Regions from separate parts of the Homo sapiens genome. Here region 2 is linked to region 1. A link is a loop called in an ENCODE intact Hi-C map of the cell type or tissue named here. Cell type or tissue: PC-9. All regions are shown on one strand. Links, peaks and the distances in the headings refer to the core of each region. The heading gives the core; the rest is flanking DNA. Region 1 overlaps ARPIN-AP3S2 (ARPIN-AP3S2 readthrough). Region 2 overlaps WDR93 (WD repeat domain 93).

Evidence for each region. Hi-C counts contacts between places; a loop is a spot of excess contacts. Peaks named below come from ENCODE experiments on the same cell type or tissue, not always from the same donor. Only the 100,000 strongest peaks of a DNase experiment are listed, where the experiment ranks them.
Region 2: a loop joins it to region 1, with 9 times the contacts of the local background. A loop is called at or near these places in 44 of 110 quality-filtered maps.

The regions. Positions count from the first base shown.
Region 1 is chr15:89,870,083-89,879,270 of GRCh38, reverse strand. ARPIN-AP3S2 (ARPIN-AP3S2 readthrough) reads left to right here. Exons shown (of 10, transcript NM_001199058.2): 8 at 7,725-7,796. AP3S2 (adaptor related protein complex 3 subunit sigma 2) reads left to right here. Exons shown (of 6, transcript NM_005829.5): 4 at 7,725-7,796. It also overlaps the pseudogene LOC100631255. Among named protein-coding and RNA genes, the nearest start is that of MIR5009, 9.4 kb to the left of the region's middle. In PC-9, for the core only: CTCF peaks have their summits at 3,927 and 4,127 (motif pointing right); a DNase peak (open chromatin) is centred at 4,120; H3K27ac peaks cover 588 bases.
Region 2 is chr15:89,735,845-89,745,032 of GRCh38, reverse strand. It overlaps WDR93 (WD repeat domain 93), which reads right to left. Exons shown (of 17, transcript NM_020212.2): 15 at 7,304-7,460; 16 at 6,797-6,992; 17 at 1,395-1,741. The coding sequence ends at 1,642. It also overlaps a transcript of MESP1 not described here. Among named protein-coding and RNA genes, the nearest start is that of MESP1, 11 kb to the left of the region's middle. In PC-9, for the core only: CTCF peaks have their summits at 4,579 and 4,780 (motif pointing left); a DNase peak (open chromatin) is centred at 4,782.

The DNA of each region.
Region 1 (9,188 bases), core at 631-8,630:
TTTGCCTTTGATACTTGTACTAATGGAATGTAATAAGAATGTATCTGTTTACCCATAACCTCACTGACTTTTGAATATTAAGAATATTTTCACACTGGGTGCAATGGCTCACGCCTGTAATACCAATACTTTGGGAGGCCAAAGCAGGAGGATCGCTTAAGCCCTGGAGTTTGAGACCTTCCTGGGCAGCATAGTGAGACTTTGTCTCTACGAAAAAATTAGCCTGGCTGGGTGCGGCGGCCCACGCCCGTAATCCCAACGCTTTGGGAGGCTGAGGCAGGCAGATCACTTGAGGTCAGGAGTTGGAGCAGCCTGGCTAACATGGTGAAACCTCGTCTCTACTAAAAGTACAAAAATTAGCTGGGCCATTGTGCGGGACGTCTGTAATCCCAGCTGCTCAGGAGGCTGAGGCGGGAGAATCACTTGAACCTGGGAGGCGGAGGTTGCAGCGAGCCGAGATCATGCCACTGCACTCCAGCCTGGGTGACAGAGCGAGAGACCCTGTATCAAAACAAACAAAGAAACAGCAACAACAACAAAAATTAGCCTCGGGTGGTAGCATGCATCTGTGATTCTCAGCTACTTGGGAGGCTGAGGTTGAAGGATTGCTTGAGCCCAGGAGATCAGGGCTGCAGTGAGCTATGATTATACCACTGCACTCCAGCCTGCATGACAGACCAAGACCTTGTCTCAAAAATAAGATAAAAATAAGAATATTTTCAAATGTTTGCCAATCTGATGGGTGAAAAAATGCAAATTCATTGTTTTCACTAGAGTTTCCCTGAATAGTGGTGAGGCTGCGTATCTTTGGTATTTGGAAATGTCTACGATATTTGTCCACTTTTCAAAAGGCTCATTTGTTTTGTTTGTTTGTAAGTTAGATTTTTTCCTAATTGTATGCATATTCTTTTTTTGTTATATTTATTGCAAATATTTTCTCCTACTCCATTGGTCTTTTTGCTTTATGTAGGTACATCTGGAAGTTGTTTTCTTCATAGCTCCCAAGGTATGAAAATATTCTCCTACAGTTTTGCTGTTGTTTTTTTTTTCCTTTGGAGAAAACCATTTTTATTATCATCACCACCCAGCTTATTTGTGCTGGATTATGTACCAGTGGCAAGATCTTCTAACGAACATCTGCATAACATTTATTTTATGTTTTAAAAGATGAAAATAACTGTACAAGGTTAAGTACAAAAGTACACAAGATAACAGACACAAAAAAATGCATGTATGAGATTTCATTCTACCTACAGCACTTTATGTTCAAAAAGTAGAATTCACGAACCAAAAAATATTGTCCTTCTATAGTCCTGTCAGGTTTAGTGAAAGCGAGTCTAACATGATTACAACACCTATATCACTGATCTGATATTTATGAAAAAAATCTTATTTTTCAATAAATTAAAGCCAATGCAAATGGGAATAGCATTTCAGTTTTTTGGTGTTTTTCTTTTTTTTAATTTTTTTTATTTTGAGACAGAGTCTCACTCTGTTGCCCAGACTGGAGTACAGTGGCATGATCTTGGTTCACCGTGACCTCCACCTCTCAGGTTCAAGCAATTCTTGTGCCTCAGCCACCTGAGTAGCTGGGGGTTTTCACCATGTTGCTCAGGCTGGTCTTAAACTCCTGGCCTCAAGTGATCCACCTGCCTCGCCCTCCCAAAGTGCTGGGATTACAGGCATGAGCCACCGCGCCCGGCCATGTTTCAGGTTTATAAAATAGAGATATGAACATGGATGGTGGTGATGGTTGCACATTATGAACGTTATCGAATGCTACTGAATTGTACACTTAAAAAATGGCTATGATGGTAAATTTTATGTTACGTGTATTTTACCACAGCTTAAAAAAAGAGAGAGGAAGAAAAGCCAGTGCAACACCCTACAAACTGGAACACTAGCTCTTTGGGAACAAGGACCTGACATCAGAACAAGAAGGCTATAAGTTCCCAAACCTTAAAAGTATGATCTTTTTCAAACTGCATCCATTTCTCACGTTGAAGATGTGAAACCCAATCCCGTTCCTCTTTATGTGTGGGTCTGTGATCTTGCCTTTTCATACTGAGCATCTAAATTTCTAAATACAGTACTTCCTATTGCTTCAAAGTCTTCTAACTTTCTTCATCAAGTGAGCTACATCTAGCTTCATCTTCACTCTTAATACCCACTAATTTCCATATATATGACATTTTGGTCCTTGTTTCCCAAAGTCATAGTTCAGCAGACGGGGAGTTTGCCCAGTTTTTCTTGCCTTGACTTTTTTCCTCTTGTTCAGCAAATTTCACTGGATTTCCAGCTGCTGTGTCATAATCCCTAGGTACAGCTGTTCTGTCTCTGCCAAAGCTGTTGCTTGCAGGGCTCCCATTTGAGCTGCCATAGCTATCTGAGTTACTGGCATTCCTGATGCCAACAGGGCAGCAACATTGAGAACAAAATCTCTAGTAACTGGAGCTATTTCTTGTTTTTGTTTTTCAATGATTTCTTTTTCTTTTAAAAAATTTTTTCCCAACACCCATCCCAACTATTTCTTTTTCTTGCTGTTCTTGTAATTTCTTTGCCTAGTCCATCCTCCCAGCTAAAGCTTCTTATGCATCCTTTGCTGTGCCTCTGCCTCTGAAGAGAGATGAACTGGAAATCTGGCTTAAACTTCTGCTAAATCTTAGTTTCTCAATGCTCTTCTTTCTCTCTTGTCTTCTGCTTCCTGTACTACTTCTGCTTCTTTCCTATGCATGTCATATTTATTTATTTACTTATTTTTCACACGCAACACAGATGTAGTTTTTATCTTGAACAGGAGCAAGATCTGATCCATGGTTTTCTTTCTTTCTTTTTTTTTTCTTTCCTTTTTGGAGACGGCGTCTCACTCTGTTGGCCAGGCTGGAGTGCAGTGGTGTGACCTCAGCTCACTGAAACCTCCACCTCCTGGGTTCAAGTGATTCTCCTGCCTCAGCCTCCCAAGTAGCTGGGACCTCAGACATGCATCACCACGCCTGGCTAATTTTTGCATTTTTAGTAGAGACAGGGTTTTGCCATGTTGGCCAGGTTGGTCTCAAACTCCTGAATCTCAGGTGATCTGCCTGACTTGGCCTCCCAAAGTGCTGGGATTACAGGTGTGAAGCACCATGTCCAGCCCATGGTTTTCTTTTCCTGCTTCTAGATCATGATCGTTCTTCTCTCTGCTTCTGGATTGAGACTACTTCTTTTCCCTCTACTACGATGATGCCTTTCACGAGACCTGTATCTTGAGTGACTTCTGCTTCTTGATGGCTTTCTTTGTGTTTGTGTCTGTCCTCATCATTTTCAGATGAATGTATTTATTTATTGAGACAGCATGTCACTCTGTTGCCCAGGCTGGAGTGCAGTGGCACAATCACAGCTCACTGTAACCTCTGTCTCCCCGGCTCAAGCTTCTCACCACAGCCTCCCGAGTAGCTGGAATCACAGGCACACACCACCACGCCTGGCTAACTTTTGTGTTTTTTATAGAGACAGGGCTTTGCCATGTTGCTCAAGCTGGTCTCAAACTTGTGAGCCCAAGCAATTTGCCCACCTTGGCCTTCCGAAGTACTGAGACTACAGACGTGAGTCACTGCGCCCAGCCCATTTTCAGATGAATTTAGTCCCTCTCTTCCTTTATCAGAATAATGTTCTTTGTCATTATGCTCCTCAGAAGTGTATTTCTTAGAGGATTTGTTGTAGGATTCCTGTCTTCTTGCCTCATCATGAAATAGGCTTATTATTTTCCTACCTGAGTCTGCAATGTCTTCAGTTCAGCCTCTTTGCCCATCAGCATGCGCTTTGTGTTTTCGTCCTTCGTTTTCTTTCTTGTTTTCTTTCTCTTGACCTTGATTGTGATCTTGAATAATATTTTGAGTAAGAAAAACAGATGCATCTGACAGTTCTTTTTCCACCCACTATCTGGGGATGTCTTTTTCTGGGGCTAGTCCATCTTGTCCTGGATAACTACCCTATCTTGAGAACCCAGTCTTAGTTTCATGAAACATCTTTAATGAAAACAGCCTTTTGGGATGGTGCTGCTGCAAACTGTGGTCTGGCTCTCCTCGCATGTGCTCTGGCTGCCGCAGAACAGAGCTCAGGCCGCTAGGGGGCACCTCCACGTGCCGCTTTTAGCAGTACCAGCCACCTCAAAGCTTTGCCACAGACTGAATAGCTCCTTCCGGGGGCCTGGATGGCACCCAGGGGATCTGCCGTTGCTTTTTTAATTTATTTTTTTACATTTAGCTCATTAATATCTGTTAGATATTTTTATGTCTGCATTGAAATATGTAACTTTATTTTTCCCCCAAAGGATAACTGTTCCAACATTATCAGTTAGCTTGTCTTTTCCCCACCAACTTAAAATACGACTCTTATTTTTAAAATTGCATTTTATAAACATGTATGTTTCAGTAATTTATATTCTGCCCCACTGATCTATATTCCCATCTTAGAATTATACTTTTATTTTATTTTTAAAATTTATTTAGAGACAAGGTCTTGGTATGTCACTCAGGCTGGAATGCAGTGGTGCAATGATAATTCACTGCAACCTTGAATTCCTGGGCTCAAGCAATCCTCCCACCTCAGCCTTCCAAGTAGCTGGGACTACAGGTGTGTGCCACTATGCCTGGCTAATTTTTTTATTTTTATTTTTTTGTGGAGACGATGTTTTGCTATGTTGCCCAGGCTGGTCTCAAACTCCTGGGCTCGAGGGATCTTCCTGTCTTGGCTGCCCAAAGTGTTGGGATTATAGGCATGAGCCACCTCACCCAGCCTTAGTATTATACTATTTTAGTTAACAAAGCTTTACAATGAATTTTGATACCTAGAAAGACTGCACCCAGGTGAAATAAACAGCCTTGTTTCTCACACAAAGCCTGTTTGGTGGTCTCTTCACATGGACACGTGAGACAGATTTCGCTAGGGAAGCAAATAACCATGGAGGTGGGCAAGAAATATCCATGATTGTAGAGCTTTCAATCAGCCTTTTATTCTTGTAACAAATGAAAAACAAAGGATTATCAGACATCTGCGGAAAACCTCTAACATAGAAGAAGGAGATAAAATGAACAAACAATAAAAAGCAACTTAAAAATGGACACCATATAAAGAAAGGAAAACAGTTTAAAAAAAAAAAAAACCCAAAACCCTATTCTTAAGCTACAGAGAAAGCCTGGCCAACATGGTGAAACCCTATCTCTACTAAAAATACGAAGTATTTTAGCCAGGCATGGTGGCACATACCTGTAGTCCCAGCTGCTCAGGAGGCTGAGGCAGGAGAATCACCTGCACCCGGGAGGCTGAGGCTGCAGTGTTCTGAGATCACACCACAGCACTCCAGCCTGGGTGACAGAGTGAGACCTTGTCTCAAAAAAAAAAAAAAAAAAAAAAGCCACAGAGAAATAAGACATTTATTTTAAATAATAATAAGACCCATTTATTAATTAGAAATAAAATAAGACCCATTTATGTCTTATTGCTAAATGGGTGCTAAACAAAAACACTCACAGCCTTGTTGCTCACACAAAATGAACAAAATGGTCTCTTAGAAATAAAAAATGAGAGGAAATGGAAACAAACAAAAACCCACTTCAACTGAAGTATTAGAAAATCAAGTTAATCAATTGTCTCAGAATGGGCAGAGATGGAAAATGGGAGAGAAAAGATGAGAAAATAAGACAGAGGCCGGGCACAGTGGCTCACGTCTGTAACCCCAGCACTTTGGTAGGCCAAGACAGGGGGATCACTTAAGGTCAGGAATTGGATATCAGCCTGGCCAACATGGTGAAACCTCGTCTCTACTAAAAATACAAAAATTAGCCAGGCGTGGTGGTGCATGCCTGTAATCCCAGCTACTCAGGAGGCTGAGGCAGGAGAATTGCTTGAACCCAGGAGGCAGAGGCTGCAGTGAGCCAAGATCGTGGCACTGCACTTCAGCGTGGACAACAGAGCGAGAGTCTGTCTCAAAAAAAAAAAAAAAAGAAGACAGACAGAGGTCCAATACTTGAATATAAGCAGCTCCAAAAAGATTGATTAGGAATGTGGAAAGGAGGGAATTCTCAACAAAATAATTCGATAAAATTTCCCAGAACTGAAGGACTTGAACTGCAGGATTATAAGGGCTTACCAAGTACCCAGCATAGTGATTGAGAAATAGACCCATTTAACTATGTGTCCTTATAGTGAAATATTCTGGCACTGTTAAAAATGTAAAGATTTATGAATGGCACTAATATGAAATTATTGTATGTGGTTTTTGGCATACATGTATATATCTGTTAGATATGTTATCTGGGAGTAGAATTCCTAGATCATAGAGCATGCATACATAATGTCATAGTTTTCCAAAATGGTTGGTATCTGGCAAAATACAGTGCACTGGTTACCAGTCTCAAGAAAGGAATCTAAATGCTCTTGCCCATTGCATCTTGGTATCAGAGTCGGCAAGGAAAAAGTGCAAACACTGGATAAAGCTTTACTTACATAGAGAAGAGACAGAGCAGGATCAGCTCCAATAGTGTGCGTTGGTTCCTCATGGCAAGTGGGTCTGTCTCCCCAGCAGCCGCTGCAGGGTGGTTTGCCTATGAGCACCCATCTTGTGCTACAGTGGAACGGTGTGCCTGGTCTCTGTCACTTGCTGGCCTCAAGTAAGACCCATTTTCATGCAGTGCCGAACAATTCATGACACTGCTGACAATGAGATTGTTTAAATGAGGTCATTGTCTGAGAGAAATTAAACAGTTATAGATAGATACCTAGGTTGTAGTTACATGGTGTGTTCATTCTGAAAATTCATTAAACTGTGCCCTTGTCATTTGTACACTTTTCTGTTATGTTTTATTAAAAGTTAAAAGGTTCTATAGAGAAGTAAGCTCAGGGCTTTTAAAAAAAAATTTTAAGTTGTAAACACGTCAATTAAATTTATTCATAGGAAGGTATTTTGTAGGCTAAATAACTGACCAAAAAAATTAAAAAGGGAAGATGTTTTGAAGTTAATTTTGGCTGAAATTAAAACACAGCTATGTTAACCCTGTAATAATGAAAAATTTTTTGTACATGTATTCATTGAGGACATAGTATTGTAAGTAGTTGGTTTTTTTAATTTGTTATTCTTTTATGTAATTTTTTTTCTTTTTTCTTTTTTTTTTTTTGAGAGACTCTCACTCTGTCACTCAGGCTGGAGTGCAGTGGTGCGATCTCTGCTTATGGCAACCTCCACCTCAAATGATTCTCATTCAAGCTATTCTCGTGCCTCAGCCTCCCAAGTAGCTGGGACTATAACAGGCTCGTGTCGCCACACCCAGATAATTTTTGTATTTTTAGTAGAGATGGGTTTTCGTCTTGTTAGCAAGGCTGGTCGTGAGCTCTTGGCCTCAAGTGATCCTCCTGCCTTGGGCTCTCAAAGTGCTGAGATTGTAAGTATGAGCCACCATGCCCTACCATAAATTAGCATCTTATAAAGGGGGAAAGAGCCACATGTGTCTGCTGGTTGTGTTGCTATGCTGAAAACAAGGTTTTCCTGTCCTAGATTATTCCCTCTAAATCGAGATAAGTAGGGTGATCAGCTAATGCTGGAGACAAAAGGTAGGTGTTTTAATTTTTGAGATTTATCATAAAGTAAATAGTATTGTGACAGCCCCTTTTACTTTCAGATGTGACATTGATAAAGCTGTGAATGTGTTCCTATTTCTCTTCTTTATCTATTTCTCCTTGTTTTCTAGGTTTTTGTGGAAACTCTGGATAAGTGTTTCGAAAATGTGTGTGAATTGGATTTGATCTTCCATATGGATAAGGTATATTCTCTTGCAGTTCTCTTCCAAACTAGGGTTACTAGAAAACCAAGAGCCTTGGGCATCTGTAGCCACCTCTACATCTTCATATTGTTTCTTGTTTTTTTTTACTCTTAAGATAGTCCTAGAACATGTTTTATTTAATAGATTTAATAGTTTGGGTTTTGTTTTGTTTTTGCTAAGATCTACTAACAGTTTTAACGTGCATAAGATTATTACTAGGCCTATATCGTGGTTCATCTGTTCACAGACTGATTTCTTGATATAGGAGAATGATGTCACTGGCTACTTGGCCAAAGGTGAGATAAATAGTTTTATGCTGATTATAAAATTAGTTTCCTAGTCATAGGCCAGTGACAATGAAACTTTGGAATAATCATGACGCAGGGGCTTTGACTTAGATAGTAAAATTTATATCTTTCCTAAAGAGTAATATAGTGACTAAGAGATCTGTAATGTAATTCAAGGTCAGGTGATATTCTATAGGAAGGTAGACTATCAGAGGCAGAATTAAAATGGCCCCAAGTAGGTGTTCTCAGATTTGTTTTGCTAGGATAACTGTGACATGGCCTATGTCCTCATATGCCAAATTAAACTTGGGCAATAGCCAGCAAGGGAATAGGAATTGCCATGTTTATTTTATTCAACTTACCACATGCTGTCCCCTGTGCAGTTTACTGGTGCGTCTTTGGTTTGCTTGGTCCTGGTTTTTCTTCAACTGATTGTTGTCATTATGATCCCTGGCCCTTGGAGAGAGATGATTTTTTAGGAGACTGCTGCTCATTGCTAAGCCATGATCCTTTATTAACCTTTTCATCATGATGAAGTAGGAGTTTTTAGATCCATCGTTGCTAGCATTGCTGTCTAAAGGACTTTCTTGTTGTTTTTCAATAGGGTCTTCAGTCTTAGTTGACTCTGTTGAGGTTGGCAGATCCCCACTTTCCAGGCTAATGTAGTGAATGCATTCTTGAGTTTGGATGACATTAGAATGGAGTAAAGTTTTGTCTCTCACCATCTGACATGGCTCTGTGACTCTATCAGCATCCTAGTGCAGGAACATCATGGAACCCTTTTCCTTCTTTAGATACTTAACTTTGGACTCCCTGACAACCTCACGGGGCTTCCAGTATTTACTGATGCTTTTGAGTCACCCTCCCTTTCATATGAAAGGGTTGTATACTTTTTGGAAACTTCAGCGATCTCTTAGCACCCTTTCTTTGCAAGCACTTAGAGTTGTTTTGTACTTTTCATATGTTAAAGATTTGCTATTTTGCAACTTCTGTCAAGGAGAGCCATAGCTCAAATCTAGTTCCCTTTTGTACTAGAGGAACTAGAGTCCCTTTCAAGTATTAAAGAGACTTGAAAATATAGGGGGAATGGAGAGGTGCCTTCTGT
Region 2 (9,188 bases), core at 464-8,463, 130 kb after region 1:
TGGTTTGGGGGTGGGAATACCTCTCCCTCCCTCCAGGGATGGACACCTGCCGCAGCCCTGACCATCATTACAGTGAGTGGTTCAGGAAAGAGACTACATGCAGGCCAGTGAGGAGCAGGCTCAGGGCTTTGCCGGCACTATTGGGAAGGGGTGGTCCACCGGGTGCTTCTGGTGTCACCCAAGTGGAAGGCCTGCCTGAAGGGGGAATTAGAACTGAGAGGCGGAGGGAGACTCCAGGTGTGATCTCAACACCTGGGGTTGGATCCAGCCACACCAAGAGTGTGACTCCTGGATGGCTAAGTTATCTGAGCCAACACATCCCCCTTTTTGCTAAAGGTAGTTTGTGTTCGGTTTCTAGCATTTGCTATGGAGAAGCCCACGGGGACTGGACACAGGCTGTTCTACGCTGTCTCACCTGAGTCTCAGTTCCCTGCTCTGTAAAATGGGGATAACAATAACATCTATGTTTCACAAGGTTGCTTAAAGCTTAAATGTAAAATACACCAACCACAGAAATGTTGGTTCCCCAACACCTTAGGTGGTGTGTAAGCCAAGACCATCTTCCTAAGTTCTCCTTCCTCGTCTCCAGAGAGCTGCCAGAGCACCTGCTGTGTAGAGGGAATTACTGCCAACAGGTATGTTGGCGGCTATATTTCATTCCCATGGTGGGGTGTGGAGAGGGCCAGAGTGTCTCAGGCGGGGATACCTTCATCCCGGGGGACAGTCAGCTAGCCAGCATCAGTGCCACATGGAAGTTGTCTGGCCAACAAGGAATGTGGTATGTGACCCAGGGAGGAGGTGGATGGGGCTGCAAAACAGCAGCCATCACAAACTCTGAGTGCAGTCACCCTCCCAGGTAGTTTCTCACCCAAGAGACTGAGCAGGCCTAGGACCAGGCTGGGACACTTGAGCCCCCTCAGCCTCCAAGGTTCCACACAGGGTCCTCACGGATCCCTTGGGCTGCTGGGGACCCCTCCGTCTGTTTTTTGGGGGAGGACAGTTTCTAGAGAAGAACAAGGCATCTCTCTGCCCAGCCACCTCTAGCGTTCCTGAGCCAGCAGGCCAGGGGCAGCAGTGGCCCAGCTCCTGCCTGCCACCTCTCCCTCCCACTCTGCCTCTCGTACCTGTGTGGCCTCAGGCCCTTACGCCACCATCCTGAGCCTCACCTCCTCAAAGCTATTCTATAAAGGTGTGAGCCAGCCGTGGGAGGGAGAAATGGGTGGGGAAAACAGGTGGGCGGGGTGTCTTGCTCATCTGAGGACAGTGGCTCTCCAGGGCCTAGGAGGTGAGTGGTCCTCACCAGGCCGAGGACTCTGGTTGAAACCATCATCTGGGCCCTGCTGGGGTCTGGACTGCGTGGGAACGATGAGTTATATACCACAGCAACTTGGGAGTCTGGAGACAATATCACTGTTTATTTGGGTGACACATCTGCCTGCCTGAGGGCTCTGACAAGAGGCTTAGTGGTTGAAGGTCCCCCAGATTATACTTTTCCCCTTGCTGGCTCTGCAGAGGCCCCAGACTCCGAGTGCAGGCCTGTGGAGCTGTGGCTCTGTTACATTTCTCTTGGCCTCAGTGTCCTGGGAGCAGCTGCCTCGTGGCTGAAACCTCCTTTTCAGAGATCCCAGGGCGGTGGCAGCCTCACTTCTTGAAGTTCTCTCTCTGGAGCGACAAGGAGTACCTCTGAAGCCGGGCCCAGTGCTCCTCCTCCTTCTCTGGGTTCTTCTCCAGCTTCCGATAGCTGAGGGCCACACAACTGTGATGAGAGGAATCTCCTCTCACTTCCCCAGCTCCCGAGCCCCCAGGGCAGACCTCGACTACCCTGTGCTCCTATGAGAAACTCTAAGAGGACACACCTGCATCGCCTCTGTGTCCTCAGGGCTCAGCCTGGTACACAGCAGGTGCTCAGAAGGCCTTTCCTGGAGGAATGATGGGTCTAGCATTCTTACCTGTGAGGTGCATGTGGGTAGACAGGATGGCGAGCTGAGGAACTAAAAGGCTATTTGCAAACAAGCTGTGGTATTACACACAACGGAACATTCAGACTGAAAAGGAAGATGTTCTGACACATGCTCCACCATGGATGACTATTGAGGACATTACGCTGACTGAAATATGCCAGTCACAAAAAGACACACTGTATGATTCCAACTTTTATAAAGACAGTTTGAGTTGGGTCTTTTAAAAAGTAAGAGTTGTTGGCCAGGCGCGGTGGCTCACGCCTGTAATCCCAGCACTTTGGGAGGCCAAGGCAGGCGGATCACCTGAGGTTGGGAGTTTGAGACTAGCCTGGCCAACCTGGAGAAACCCCGTCTCTACTAAAAATACAAAACTTGCCAGGCGTGGTGGCACGTGCCTGTAATGCCAGCTACTCAGGAGGCTGAGGCAGGAGAATCGCTTGAATCTGGGAGATGGAGGTTGCAGTGAGCCAAGATAGCACCATTGCACTCCAGCCTGGGCAACAAGAGCAAAATTCCATCTCAAAAGAAAAAAAAAGTAAGAGTTGTTTAAAAAAAAATAATAAGTGCATGTTCACTACAGAAAAATCAGAGAAGCCCAAGATTCACCCCTCAGAGTGCACACAGAGACGGGCACGCTTAGCAGGGTGGAGGGGGGGCTGTCAGTGGGGTTGTGGTAGGGAAGGAGGTGCAAGTGAATGATGTTAAAATGCTTAGGCAAACAGGAAGAGGAGTACTCTGGGGGAGAAAGACAATGACCATAGCTTTGATTTGTTTTGAGGCTCTCCATCTATGTGGAGATAAGATTTTAATTAATTTAATTAATTAATTTTTTATTTATAGATGTAGATGTAGAGATGGGGTCTCACTATGTTGCTCAGGCTAATCTTGAACTCCTGGCGTCAAGTGATCCTCCATCTCTGTCTCCCAAACTGCTGGGATTACAGGCGTGAGCCACAGCACCTGGCTGGTAATGTCCAACTTTTCACAAAAATGGTGAATGCTATCTTAAAAATGTATTGGAGGCCGGGTGTGATGGCTCATGCCTGTAATCCCAGCACTTTGGGAGGCCAAGGCGGGTGGATCACAAGGTCAAGAGATCGATACCATCCTGGCCAACATGGTGAAACCCCGTCTCTACTAAAAAATACAAAAATTAGCTGGGCATGGTGGCATGTGCCTGTAGTCCCAGCTACTTGGGAGGCTGAGGCAGGAGAATCACTTGAACCTGGGAGGCAGAGGTTGCAGTGAGCTGAGATTGTGCCACTGCACTCCAGCCTGGCGACAGAGCGAGACTCCATCTCAAAAAAAAAAAGTATTGGAGATAGGTTTTATATTTAGATTTATATAACCGGTTATATGAATATATTTAAACACTGGAGAAATTCCTTCACTGTCTCAGAACCAAGCAAGATGCACCATATTTTGTGTTGATTTGCCTCTTAAAGGAAAGGGCTGAAGGTAAAGTAGCAATGTGTACTTTATATTTTTGACCTTAACTCTGCCAATCTAAGTAGAATTCCCTGTATCTGTAATGGTTTCTTTTAGGCTGAGAATGGTGGCTCACACTGATAGTCCCAGAAATTTGTAAGGCCCAGGTGGGAGGGTCACTTGAGCCTAAGAGTTCAAGACCAGCCTGGGCAACATAGGGAGACCCTGCTTCCACAGATAATAAAAAAATTAGCTGGGTGTGGTGGCGCATGCCTGTGGCCCCAGTTGCTCGGAAGGCTGAGGCAGGATTGCCTGAGCCCGGGAAGTCAAGGCTGCAGTGAGCTGTGATTGCACCACTGCACTCCAGCCTGGATGACCCTGTCTCAAAAAATAGACAAAATAAAAATAAAATAAAATCCCTTTTACTTATTGAAAGAGATTCTGGTGTGATTTATGTGTAATAGCAAATAAAGAATATTTAACACTTATTTATTTATTTTTTTTGAGACAGATTCTTGCTCTGTCGCCCAGGCTGGAGTGCAATGGCATGATCTCAGCTTACTGTAACCTCCACCTCCTGAGTTCAAGCAATTCTCCTACCTCAGCCTCCTGAGTAGCTGGGATTATAGGCACCTGCCACCGTGCCCGGTTAATTTTTGTACTTTTAGTAGAGACGGGGTTTCACCATTTTGGCCAGCCTGGTCTCGAACGCCTGGCCTTAGGTGATCCACCCGCCTTGGCCTCCCAAAGTGCTGGGATTACAGGTGTGAGCCACCGCGCCCGGCCAATTTAACACTTTTTAAAAAAGTAATCTATACATTTGCAGCTTTTAAATAAAATCAGGCCAGGCGTGGTGGCTCATGTCTGTAATCCCACCACTTTGGCAGGCCGAGGCAGGCAGATAATCTGAGGTCAGTAGTTCGAGACCAGCCTGGCCAACATGGAGAAACCCCATCTCTACTAAAAATACAAAAATTAGCCGGGCGTGGTGGCGCATGCCTGTAATCCCAGCTACTGGGGAGGCTGAGGCAGGAGAATCGCTTGAACCCGGGAGGCAGAGGTTGCAGTGAGCCGAGATCGCGCCAGTGCACTTCAGCCTGGGTGATAAGAGTGAAACTCTGTTTCAAAAACAAAAACAAAAACAAAAAACAAAAACCCTCCCTGTGAAGAATAGTTGAACATTCTTGGTAGACCTTTAGAGAGGGCCAATGTCAACCATCGCCTTCTTCATTGCCTCTCTCTCCCCAGAGACTCATGAGACCATATTCGTCTCCTGACGAATAGGCACATTTCCCTCCGGGAGGTACCGAGAGCCTCCCAGCGACCCACTACAATGCAGGAAGGACTTGAACGCCCCTGTTAAGTGCAGGTATGAGCTAGGAAGCGGAGAGGAGCTATGGTGCCACCTAGTGGTAATGTTTAGAATTTTCCCAGGCATGAACTTGGATTAGCAGGGAGCCATCATCATGGTCATAACTACCATTTACTGAGCAACCACTCTGTGCCTGGTACTTTCCATGTATCATCCCACTTAATACCTTAAGCCAAAAAAAATCAGGCATCATTAAAATGGTCAGAACACAGCCTGGCATCTCACAGGTGCACAATATGTGTTTTTTGACTGAATGAGGAGGCTGAGTAACTCGCCCAAGGTCTCATTGTAAGTGGTAGTGTCAGAATCAAACTCAGGTCTGTTTGGCTCCAGACCTGCATATCTTAACCAGTCTACTTCAATCTTCCCTGAGTAAACAGTCTACACAGAGAAAGGGGGAAATAGTCGTGAAGTGACTCTTCCCTGAGTAAAGAGTCTACACAGAGAAAGGGGGAGACAGTCGTGAAGAGACATTATGGTGATTGGAGAGATCACAGAATCTCAGAGGTCACGTTACATACATAGGAACATCTAGGCACTGGAAGGAAAGGAACCTGCCAGAGCCACCTAGTTCTGTAGTGGCAGGCCCGGGACGAGGATCCAGGACTCCACTGATGACCCCAGTCCACCCGAAATGTGTGGTCAGATCCCAAAAGGAATCATCAACAAGGATTTGCAAATCCCCAGAAATTTATTGTGAGATGGATTAGAAGAGACACCTATTTCTCCAGAATGGCCTGAGTACTGTTCCTTATGCTTTGATAGCAGAAAGGAGGGCAAGAAAACAGTGCTTGCAGGATTAGGGAGAGTGGAAAGAGGAAGGGGAAGAGGAGAAACACACACATAACGGTTTATCTGAATGATGGGTAAAAGAAAGGGGTCTTAGATCATGGGTTGGCAAACATTTTCTGTAAAGGCCCAGAATGTAAATAATTTAGACTTTATAGGTCATGCTGTCTCCTTCGCAGCCTTCAATCCTGCCATAGCATACAGTAGCCATAGATAATACATAAACAAATGGGCACGGCTGTGTTCAAATAAAACCTTATTTACAAAACCAGGCAGTGGACTGGATATGGCCCACAGGTCATAGTTTGCCAACCCCATCTTAAGGATTGTGTCTAATAATCCAAACATACTTTTTTTTTTTTTTTTTGAGGCAGGGTCTGACTCTGTCACCCAGGCTGGAGTGCAATGGCACGATCTTGGCTCACTGCATCCTCTGCCTCCCAGGTTCAAGCAATTCTCCCCCACCTCAGCCTCCAGAGTAGCTGGGACAAAAGGCATGTGCTACCACACCCAGCTAATTTTGTGTTTTTTGTAGAGATGGGGTTTCGCCATGTTGGCCAGGCTGGTCTCAAACTCCTGAGCTCAAGCAATCTGCCCACCTCGGCCTCCCAAAGTGCTGGGATTACAGGCATGAGCCACCGGGCCTGGCCTAAACATACTTTTAAGAGGGAATTGAGAAAGTTAAAAAGATGATCTTGACAGGAAGAAAACACCAACTGGAAGCCCTTCTTTTCTCCCAGCCTGAATTAATGACTCTTTTTCTACCAATCCACATGTGAGGTGGAGTGCAGCTCATGGGCTATCATGGGGTAGAACCCTTCACTTAGGGGAAATTTCTTTTTTTTTTTTTTTTTTTGGGACAGAGTCTTGCTCTGTCACCTAGGCTGGAGTGCAGTGGTGCGATCTTGGCTCACTGCAACCTCTGCCTCCCAGGTTTAAGCAATTCTCCTGCCTCAGCCTCCCGAGTAGCTGGGATTACAGGCATGTACCACCACACCCAGCTAATTTCTGTATTTTTAATAGAGACGGGGTTTCACCATGTTGACCAGGCTGGTCTTGAACTCCTCACCTCAGGTGATCCGCCTGCCTCGGACTCCCAAAGTGCTGGGATTACAGGCGTGAGCCACCACGCCCAGCCAGGGGAAATTTCAATGCTGAAAGGATTTACCATGAAAGAAACTCCACTATCCCTCAATCCAGAGACAACCTCAGATGTGGGAGGGGGTGAAGACACAGAGCTCTTTACCTCTTCTGGAGGAAACGCTCACATCTCTTCTCCAGTGGCAGTGCTTGGGGGAAGGCCATGTTATCCAAGTCCCTTTGAGGAATGGTACAATTTTTTGAGATATTTTCCAGGAGTGGGCAGGCCTCAAAATTAAAATAGAAAACAGAATATTGGATTCCAGCATCGTCGGTGGACGCAGTTTCATGTGAATAGTCTCCTGTGACGAGACAAGAACACCATGTTCTGTGTAACAATCGCTTTCTCAGTGGGCTCTGTGGTCCAGGTGAGCAGGTGGGGGCTGCTCTCTGCTTATAAAGGCTGGGTCATCTGGGTTGAGCTGTGACTTCAGAGAGAAGACCCTGCTGGCATTTTATCTAAGTGCCCTGTGAGGACTGAGCTGCGGTACCCTTTGGCCTATGGTAGAGGGGGACACAGAGTGGGGAGGAGATCGGAGGGGCTCTCTCTGTTTGTGAGAGAACTAAGTCAGGGAAATGGTCAGTGGGCATCAGCCCTGGTCCCTTTCTGTACCTCGGAGCAGGAAACATGGATGGTCTGGAGACACAGCAAACACTGGCTTCCAGGGGACCTCCAGAGGAAAGGCTCCCGGAGGGGCAAAGGCACAGATGATTTCACGCTTGGCCACATCCATAAGGCACACAGAGCCATTCTTGGAAAAGATGAGCACCTGGGAAGCAAAGAGATGGTGAGGGGGGCTTCTACTGGACTCTGTCCCTCACAGGAAGGTCGTGTAGAGGTCACCCCAGTAAGGAATGAGAGAAGCAGCTGGACATAAAACCTCTTGGGCCCCAGCCTCTGGATCCATCCAGGGCTGCTGGAGACCTGCACACACATGTGTGCTTGGGGTCCCCCTCAGCCAACAGACCCTCCTCCACATGCTGTCTGCTCCAGGGCTATGCATTCCTCCCCTTTTTCCCAGCCTCTCTTCCAAGTTCTCTGCTTCTCTGCTGAAGAGCTCACCCTCCATGTAGCCAAGATTCCATTTCTCACCTGTGCTCCCAATGCCTTTCCTTCCCACTGCCTCAGGGACCTTGCTCAATCTAACAGCCCCTCCTGGCCTGAGATCTGAGCTGGGGATGCTCTCTTGCCTGGGCTCTTTCCTCTGCAGTGAACATACTAAACTCTCCCCATCCTTAGAAAGTCCCCTTTGGCCGGGCGCGATGGCTCATGCCTGTAATCCCAGCACTTTGGGAGGCCAAGGTGGGCGGATCACGAGGTCAGGAGATCGAGACCATCCTGGCTAACACGGTGAAACCTCGTCTCTACTAAAAATACAAAAAATTAGCCTGGCGTGCTAGCGGGCACCTGTAGTCCCAGCTACTCGGGAGGCTGAGGCAGGAGAATGGTGTGAACCCGGGAGGCAGAGCTTGCAGTGAGCCAAGATTGCACCACTGCACTCCAGCCTGGGCGGCAGAGCGAGACTCCGTTTCAAAAAAAAAAAAAAAAGCCCCCTTTGACCCAACAGCCTCCTCCAGCTGCCACACCACTTTCCCCTCCCCACACAAGAGGGTCTCTCCACACCCTGTCCACTCCCCCACCTCCTGCGTCTGTCTCCCAGCTTCAGCCACTCGTCTCCACCATGTTCTTGGTTTTTCTGCAGCACAGGACACTGCTCTCACTTTCTTTAGACTCTCCTCTCTGCTTGCAGGACTGTCCCCATGCAGTTTTCCCTGGGGCCCCTCACGGTCACTTTGTGAACTGATTTTCCAGGTCCTGTAAGTGATGGTAGTGCCCATGGGAACCTCTTCTCTATTCACTCCCTCTCTTTAACAAGGGGAACCTGCTGTACGCCCCACTTCAACCACCTCTCACTAACTGTACCTGGCTGGTGAGCATGGAATCTACATTTTCAGCCCTTGGCTCTCTTGGAGCCTCCCCTGGGGGTCCTGTAGGCCCCTCACCCTCCGTAGGGCCACACCAGGAATCACAGACTTTCTCTCCAGGCCTGAAGTGGGCCCTGTAAGGACTGGGGAATCACCTCTGCAAGCGAGGATCAACCGCGCACGCTTCCCTCTCCTTTGGCAACAGCCACAGGTAGTGAAGAATGTGGAGTCCATCGCCGAACTGAGATCTCTCAACTCTCCATCCCTGCTCTAAATATGCTGTTCCCATTCTCTGACCTCTCTGTTTGAGCCCCATCCCACACAGGGACACATCTGTATCCTTCTGCGCAGTGTACAGGACCTTCCATGGTCTGGCCCACCTGTCTTCCCGCCCCAGCCTCCTCCCTCTCCACATTCCACAGCAATCTCATGTGGCAGATACTGGGACTTCCTGCAGTGCCCGGGACACGTGGTGCTCTCTTGCCTCCATGGTGTTGCCTTCTCAACTCCTCTGGCTCAGCTCAGCTGTCACCTCCTCCAGAAAACACAGTCCTCCCCTGCTGCCAACTTCT